Linked DNA regions of Homo sapiens: regions 1 and 3 are each linked to region 2. A link is a contact called in ENCODE Hi-C or POLR2A ChIA-PET data. All regions are on one chromosome and are shown on one strand. The core of a region is the stretch at or near the end of the contact, and the rest is flanking DNA. Distances in the headings are between cores, read along the strand shown. Region 1 overlaps SLC8A1 (solute carrier family 8 member A1). Region 2 overlaps SLC8A1 (solute carrier family 8 member A1). Region 3 holds the start of SLC8A1 (solute carrier family 8 member A1).

Region 1 (2,700 bases), core at 143-2,642, 150 kb after region 2:
GTTGGATAACTGAGGCTTAGATAGGTTAAGTACTTGCTGAAAGTCATACAGACAGTAAACTCCTCAACTAAGACCCAACCCCTGGTCTTTTTCCAAGACTGATATAACTAACTGCTCCATTATATCATCCCTGATAGTGTGTGAAGTAATCTTTGAGAACTATTGGGGTTGGCTTGGACTAGCCCGTTGGAAAGCCTCTTGGCTTCCATGCAGGGTCAGGAGGGCCTAGTTAGCAAAAGTCTTGTGGAAGGTTTCCAATAGCCTGGCTTTTATCTTATGCATTAGACTCAAACAGACAAGCATCAATAACTGTGATGTAACATGAGGGCTAGCATGTTCCTAGAGACAGCTGCCCTTCAATCTGGTCTTTTAGCAATTGCCTGGCAACCTCTTCCTGCATGCACTGTCAGGGCAATCTCCTGGGCCAGCCAAGAAAAAGCCCTGCCCTTTATCCCTTCCCTAGCCCACATCCCACAATATGTTCTTAGCCAAAAGGTCACCAGATGTCTAAAGGTAGACAGGTCAGTAAAAATCCATCATCATTATCAGAGAAAAAGGAAGGGGGCTTCCGGTGTTAACTAAAAACATTACAATTATATTCAAAAGAGAGCAGTATTATAATTTGTGAACAGTGGACACAGCACACTGATGTAGCTTATTGGCAATGAAGCAATTGGAAAGAACTCTCTGGACTTAAATTTCTTTTTCTTATTAAATTAATACCAAATTCAAATGCCCACGAAGATGTGGAATAGATGTTATCTAAATGTGAGTTCCTTCTTCATCCTTTTGTTTTCTTTCTTTCGGGGTCTTTCCTCTATCATCAGATTCAAAGTAGTTCTACTAAACTCTCCCCATTTTCCCTCAAATATACATTTCCATACAAATTAAGCAGAAAGATAAGAATAGAGACTGTGGATATGTTGATTTGCTGCCTGGCTTTCTTATATTCTGCCTTAATTTACCAATACAAAGTATAGGCTGATTTTTATGGTGGATTCAGATCAACTCGTACAACTGTGAGCAGTACTAACTTAAAATATCCATTACATCATGAAATGAGACTTTAGCACAGTATCAAGAATACCCAAATTATCTTCTGATCACTATTTATTTTAAAACAACACACAACCCATCACCCACAGATTACAGACCCAAATGACACTGACAAAGGATGGTAAAAAGATATCCAGCTGTGAGTAGTCCAGCCAGTTGTGTCGGAGGAAGAGGTCACAGCTACAAGGAATAGAAACCCACATCTACAAGAGATAGATCCAACTGCTTTGTAAAGGAAGAGGGAGAGCTTTTGGAGCAGAGGCCTGAAGAGTGGTTGGCAGCACGGTGACCATTCCCTGCTGGAAGCTATAGCCAGTTTTGACTACCAAGGAGGACGTGACTCAGAGCAAAGGCATATGCTGGCATTCCTAACAGCCCAATATATTGGACAGTCATCCTAATGGCATCCTCTTGATTGGCAGCTGGGGTTATTCCAAGGAACTCCTTGATGGCCTTCATCAGTACTTGGAATTCCCTTCTATGTAATTCTTGCTGACTGAAAGACTCAAAGCTAAGCAATTAATCTGTTTCTAAGGCAACATTAAAGCAACCATAAATCCTTATCCACTACCAAGGCAAGCACTTCCAAATGTTTCTAGACAAAGAGATGATGCCAGAGGATGAAGGCTTTTCTCATCTGACCATCTCACCTAAAGTGAAAATTACTGCCCTGGCTCCAGCCTCAGGCTATCAGACCATGGCCAGATTTCAGGAAAAAAAAAACCTCATTTACACAGAGACCCTCTACTAATACCTAATTTTCCCTTCCAAAGAAAGTTTCCTCTCTGCTGTTTAATACTTTGGGACAGGTGCCGAAGGGGATGGGCTATGAGCGGTCACATCATAGGCTCAAGCCTTTCTCTTAAACTCACAAAACAGAAGTCAGGCCCCTGCCTTATGACCAAAAATACCCGCTGAAATTGTCCAGGAAATGAAGAAACTAGGGTGAAGGTAGGCAATGTGGTCACAAAAGGAAAGATAGACTTAGGATATAAAATAACGAAGTTGTTGAAAACTCATGAGATGCACTGTTGGCCCTTTCCCCTACTTTATTTTTCGAGATAGCACTTATTACTTTTTTGTTTTTGTTTTTGAGACATAGTCTTGCTCCTGTCGCCCAGGCTGGAGTGCAGTGGTATGAACTCGGCTCACTGCAGCCTGTGCCTTCTGGATTCAAGCAATTCTTCTGCCTCAGCCTGCCAAGTAGCTGGGATTATAGGTGCCTGCCAACCATGCTCGGCTATTTTTTTTTTTTTTTTTGTATTTTTAGTAGAGACAGGGTTTCACCATGTTGAACTCCTGACCTTAGGTAATCTGCCTGCCTCAGCCCTAAGTGCTGGGATTACAGGCATGAACCACCACGTCTGGCCAGCTCTTATTACTTCTTACATGCTATCTATTTTATTCAATGGTTCTATTTATTGTCTTTCTCTCTTCAAAAGATGCAACTCTCTAAGGGCAGGGATTTTCATTTCTTTTTTTTCATTGAGGTATTCCCAGTTCCTAGAGCACAGCCTGGCACTTAGAAGATGCACAACATCTGCTTATTGAATGAGTAAAGTAATGCTCACAGGGTCACGTGCTGATTCACCAAATCTCCAGTGGTAAACCAGAATCTGGGAAATGGGCCTAAGCATTTGCAGT
Region 2 (2,700 bases), core at 25-2,524:
AAGATTATCTCTGGATTGCAAAAACAGACATGAATATTGATAGTGTAAACCTGACTAAAATATGACTCTAAAATATGAATGTCTGCCATTATAAAAGAATCTAATGATAAAACCTGAGGAAATAAACACTAAAAAAAAAAAAAAAAAAAAAAGGTTGTTTTCTCTTCCTTAAAAGTCCTGAAATTTAATTTTACCATTCTGTCACAGGATAAAACATCTGTCCTAATGGAAAAGTAACAAAAACCCATTTTCTGAAAAGCCCCACAGATAATTTTTCACATGAGTACATGGAAATATCTATTCCATTTTTGGATAACTATTCTTTCTTGATGTAAAACACTGGTGGTCAAAATATACAAATATCACATTTGCCTTCAATCATAAAACTCTGATAAGCACACAAATTGCAATACCATCATGCTAAATTAACTAATTCATTTATTAATCATTTTCTTTGAAAGCAGAGTGACATTCAGGCACTGGGAATGCTGAAATAAAAGATTGAATCCCTGCCTTCTGGGGTCTTACACTTCAGCAAAGAGGTCACACATCAATAATTAATATATGATGTCACAGATATAAATACAGAAATGAAGTAAAAAGAGACAATGAATCCAGACCAAAAGTTTCAAGAAAGGCTCCTAAGAAGAGGTGACATCTGAATGGAGTCTTTGAAGACCCTGTAACAATAGCCAGGCAAAGGTGCTCTAGGCAGGAAGAATGTTTTGTGCAAAAGCAGAGGTGGGTAAAACATGACTTCAGTTCTCTCAAATAGAATTAATCAATCTCTTTATACAGTAACTCAGCACGTTGTCTGTACTTCTGTTAGCATGAATAGAATGAATTTTTATTGCTTATCTTTCCTGGTGGACTGTAGCCTACTAGAAGCAGGCTGATACATCTTTGTACCTCCCATTTGTCTTGCACTTATAACTTGCCTGCTTAGTTTTGATGGAATGAGCCAATGAATGACAGTAAGATTTCACAAGAGTCACCTGTGAAACATACTTCACCAAAGCACCCATGGTAGCACTTATTAACAAACGGAGTTTACCAGGGATGGGGCAGAAGAAAGTCTTAGCTTTTCAAAGAATTTCATTCCTGAGACATTTTTGTGGTCATGTATTTAAAAAAAAAGGGTTGGGGGGGTGCTCTGAGAAATGTGCTCTCAGATGGCACAGCTGGAATGAGAGAAATGGGAACTGTTTTCCATTTTACATAGTTTCTGGAAAGGGCAATAAGAACAAAAAAAGCAACACTGTTGGTCAGCATTCTCAGTGCCTGAGTTGAAAGGTGCTATAAACAGAGAAAAGTCTCATAGGCCAACTCTATGCAGGCTATGTGCCAAGAATAGCTACAAAGTGGCAAGTTAAATCAGCCAGGGCTTGTGAGCTGTCTCAGGACTTGAGTCCCAACTTGCACTCGTGAAAGTTATGCTGCAAAGGGAGCTACCTTTCCCCAGCACTGCCTGGGGCCTTGGCAAGTCTAATGGAGAATGAGTTTGATTTCAAGCCCTGCTCCCTTCAGGCAACTTACAAAGAAAAGCTGTTAAGTCTGTGGAGCTGGGAATGTCTGGAAAGAGTGAAGACCCATCATTTAAAACTGATTTCTTTTTAAGGAAGTAGAGCAGAGAGCAGTGATTACTTCAACACCCATTCTCAGGGGAATTTCTGTAAGCCGGAATCAGCTAATGATGGTTAATAAAGGTAAATGTTCCCTGATTCTCAGGAAGTGATTCTTCATCCTGGGGCTTTTTGAAGACTCTGTCTTCACTTGAATTTTGGGTGGAATAAAGCCCTCCTGGATTTATCCTAATCTAATACTCAAAGTTGGTAGTTCACAGGAGTCTGTTTATTCTTCTAGAAAAGTATAACAGTGGATTAGCTACTGGCTTCTATCCCTTCAGCACAGCTCCCCCACACAAGAGCGTACCTTTAATGACTGATGCTGGTGTATCAAATTGTGTCCTCTCCTTCTAATAACAAAATAATGAAATACAGTAAAATGCCACTTTTTCTGACTTTTTTTTTCTTCTAGGACATGTATGTTTCTTACCTCATTCAGAGGCATGCTGGGAAATTTAACTAAATCTGAAAGAAAAACATTCTGTAAATCCTTAAGACTGGATTAGTAATAAGGAGTAATTTCTGATCTGGAATAAAATCCAGAATTCAGCTTGCTCACCCCAGACACAAAACACAATAAAAAGAATGGTTGTTACAGTTACTAAACGAAGGATCTTTTCACACTCAGCAAGGGTAAAGACTGTCTCTTCTGTATCTCTGTATTACCCAAGACATTGAGCATCCATCTTACTGATACAAAGGATGTCTAGTTTGAAAGTTTGCCTATGTACATTTGTTTACGCACTCAGGCATATACAGACTGCCAACTTTATTATTACCCAAGATTAAAAATAAAAAATAGACCTTGCTCTCAAGAGATTTCCTTTCCGTTAACTGCAATGCTAAGTGAGATGCATCAGTTTCATTTTTGCACGCTCCTTTGCTCCGTTTAGTACCGAAATAAAAACATGACGTAGCTTTTGGGGCCGGGGAGGAATCTCATTCTTGCAGGAAATAATTGCCAGGAATTTTAAAGAGTGTCATCATTTTCTCTGTGTCCAGTCCTGCCCAGTAACAGAGAACAGCTATTAAAAGTATCCAAATGCTGGCTGCAAGGAGAAGTTGAACTCTGAAC
Region 3 (2,700 bases), core at 57-2,556, 170 kb after region 2:
AGGATACCTAGCGCAAAGCATGACTTTCCAATGACTGCGTACAACATGCACATTGCTCTCTTCTAAAAATGCTTTGTTAAATTTCATCACCCCTGTTCTCAACTCAACCACTACCACTTTGGAGAGGGAAATACAAATTGCCAGCCCAAGCCATTCATCAAACAGCAACAGAATCCACGGGGTGGTGGGGGGGATAGAGAAGAGGCGGGGGTGATGCAGGGGGTGGATTTAAAGAATCAAGGATGCACACGTACTGTATTTTCAAGAGCATCGCCTGGGCGGATTTGGTTTCTTTGGCCGGCTGTCCAGCTATAAGACCGCCCTCTTCTTCATTAAGGAGGAGCCAAAAAGGATATCTTCACATCTCAGAACACAGACCATTTCCCCCAAGAGCCAGCAAAGCTCCAGAGGCAGAGAATGCAGCTGCAAAGTTCCCTTCCAATCTCTTGGGGAAAGATGCCTGTGTGTGCAGAATCCCCAAAGCACACCACGGCACAGTGCCCAGAGACGTGGACCCCGCAGCCCACTCCCTGCTACCCCCTACATTTCTTCCTCGTCTGTCTCTGCCCCGCCACACCTCCCTCCTCTCCGCAGTCCGTGGTGAATGAGCACCCAACGCCCGCTGGAAAACAGGGGGCTCGGAAATGTGGCCTTGGGGAAAGACCCCAGGGATTACCGGAAGGAGGGATGTCCGCGGAGAAGAGTCCAGTGGGTGGGGACGCCTGGATCCCCAGCAGCTCTGCATTCGGGGTGGACTTAGCTCTTCGCGCCCTGAATCCTCAGAGCCCAGCGCGGTGCAGGGTGCAGCATCTCTCCTTAGCAGCCCTTTCTTCCTCCGGCAGCCTGCACTGGCAGGCAGGCAGGCACCCTCACGCCCAGACGCACCAGCCCGAGCAATTTCACTCTGGGAAGCGCGGACACCCAGAAAAATGTGCAGGCGCGCACACACCACATCACACACACACACACACACACACACACACACACACACACACACACACAAATTTAGAAGCCGCTCGTTTGCCAAAGCAGAGGGAAGTGTAGCCTTATGAGCAGCAAATGGAAAATAGTTCTTGGTCTCTGACTAAATGCCTTCTGCCTGTCCATCATAAGATCCTACCTGGTTTGGGGAGTGTGAATGGATTCTTCCTCCGTTCCTCCACGCTAGTAGAAAATACGGCGCACTCCCTCCTTTTAAACAGCTCCCGATCAGGAAGAGGTCGCTCCCATCTTCTGTGGGAAGCACAAAGCAGGCGGCGGCGGCGGGCTGACTACCGTGCAGCGCCGGCGCGAGCGGGAGCCGCGGCAGCGGGCAGCGGTGCGCGCGGGCGGGAGGCAGGCGCGGAGGCCGGGAGGCTGGGAGGGCCGGGGCCCGGGCGCGCGCGCGCTCCCCCTCCCTCCCGCGCACACTCGCCCGCCCGCCGCCCGCAGCCTCGCACTCGCTCACACGCGCGCTCGGCCCCGCGGCTGCCGGGCGCCCCGGGGCCCCCTGCGCGCCCCTTGGGCTCCCCAGGCGATCGCGTCGGGGCAAAGCCGGCGCGTTTCTGGAGCACCGAGCGGGTGGGGAGCCCTTCCAGCCTCCCAGCCTCTGCCGGCGAGCAGCTTTTTCGATTTCCTGCCGGCTCTCGGCCCCGCAGTGCGTTGTGGCCGCGCGCTAGCGCTGTCTCTCGCACCCAGCCCATCGATGACACGCGCACACAGGCGCTGCAACTTTTCTTTTGAACCCTCTTCTTCTCTTCCGCAGACAGAACCCTGACCCCCAATTCGCCTACCCGTTTCTCACCTCTGACTTTGTTAATCCAACTATCTTTCTTCCCTCACTTCCTGCCCTTCTGCTAAAGGAAGCTTTCTTTTAGCAAAAGGATCTGGGCATATATCAATGATTTTTTTTTTAATCCTCACCCTGTGTTTTTCTACGTATCAGATATGCACAACTATACGTTGGCTACTAGATGCTGACACAAGCAAACAGAGATATTCGGGGGAGGGTGTCCCCCGGCCAAGAACTGGGACAGAGTCTCTGTGTTGGTATTTCCCTCAAAGATGCGTTTCACCTGGGAATAAAGACCCAGAGTCTGTTTCGTGTGAAAGGCGTGCTGGTTTTAAACTACAGTGAGGAGTAAAAGCCGAGCATTAAGGTTGAGTGGGAAAAAACCTAATGCAGCAATCGACGAACCATTCTTTGCCCTTTCCAAGAGAAGCATTATCATTGCCAATAAATCACTTTCCTCATAATTAATAAAGGAACACTGCACCAGGCCTTTCCTCTCTTGACAGCTCATTCATTCTTACAAACCCTTAATGACTTCACGTGGTGAAAGGCTAGACCTACTGTGGAGTTCACTAGCTTCCAAACCTGGCTGCGCATCACACACACCTGGGAATGTAGTCAGATGCTGTAGAATCTGAGGCCGAATCTGATGCAGACTCTCCCGTTGTAGGTCTCAAATGGGGCTCCAAATTAGTATTTTTAAAACACCAGTTGCTATCGGCCACTGGTGTCGTTTGCCAAGGTGTGTGGGGGGGTCAGGAGCAGCTACTTGGGGAAGGTGGGAGAAGGAGGGACCTGCAGAGCACAAGGCAGAAAGTTAGTTTTTTTTCGTGGAGACGTCCCCCCATACTTACAGTGCAACCAGGGCAGTCACCACGACTGATAGATTCTGACTCCAGGAACCTCAGTTTGCCTCCGCAACAAAGAGG

The links. Hi-C counts contacts between places; a loop is a spot of excess contacts on that map. ChIA-PET counts read pairs that join two places held with the same protein, here RNA polymerase II (POLR2A). Pooled maps may share reads with other maps.
Region 1: a loop to region 2 is called in a map of ascending aorta, with 2.5 times the contacts of the local background. The contact joins two enhancer-like sites. A Hi-C loop is called at or near these places in 8 of 168 maps with a recorded cell type or tissue (OCI-LY7, aorta, ascending aorta and 5 more) and 6 of 50 pooled maps. POLR2A ChIA-PET finds 5 or more read pairs at or near these places in 2 of 52 experiments (AG04450 and BJ).
Region 3: a loop to region 2 is called in a map of ascending aorta, with 7 times the contacts of the local background. The contact joins the promoter of SLC8A1 here to the enhancer-like site in region 2. A Hi-C loop is called at or near these places in 16 of 168 maps with a recorded cell type or tissue (OCI-LY7, PC-9, Right ventricle myocardium inferior and 12 more) and 20 of 50 pooled maps. POLR2A ChIA-PET finds 5 or more read pairs at or near these places in 3 of 52 experiments (AG04450, BJ and endothelial cell of umbilical vein).

Annotation. Positions count from the first base shown.
Region 1 is chr2:40,433,644-40,436,343 of GRCh38, forward strand. The region is part of intron 1 of SLC8A1 (solute carrier family 8 member A1); the gene reads right to left. Among named protein-coding and RNA genes, the nearest start is that of SLC8A1, 17 kb to the right of the region's middle. RefSeq lists an enhancer at 856-2,055. Within about 2 kb of position 1,393, at least 8 of the 41 ENCODE cell types and tissues checked have a DNase peak (open chromatin) inside an H3K27ac peak, as active enhancers do; they include ascending aorta, where a contact is called at or near this core.
Region 2 is chr2:40,280,122-40,282,821 of GRCh38, forward strand. All of the region lies in intron 2 of SLC8A1 (solute carrier family 8 member A1), which reads right to left. Among named protein-coding and RNA genes, the nearest start is that of SLC8A1, 170 kb to the right of the region's middle. Within about 2 kb of position 1,275, at least 11 of the 41 ENCODE cell types and tissues checked have a DNase peak (open chromatin) inside an H3K27ac peak, as active enhancers do; they include OCI-LY7, ascending aorta, heart right ventricle and 2 more, where a contact is called at or near this core.
Region 3 is chr2:40,450,784-40,453,483 of GRCh38, forward strand. It overlaps SLC8A1 (solute carrier family 8 member A1), which reads right to left and starts at 1,307. Exons shown (of 11, transcript NM_021097.5): 1 at 1,121-1,307.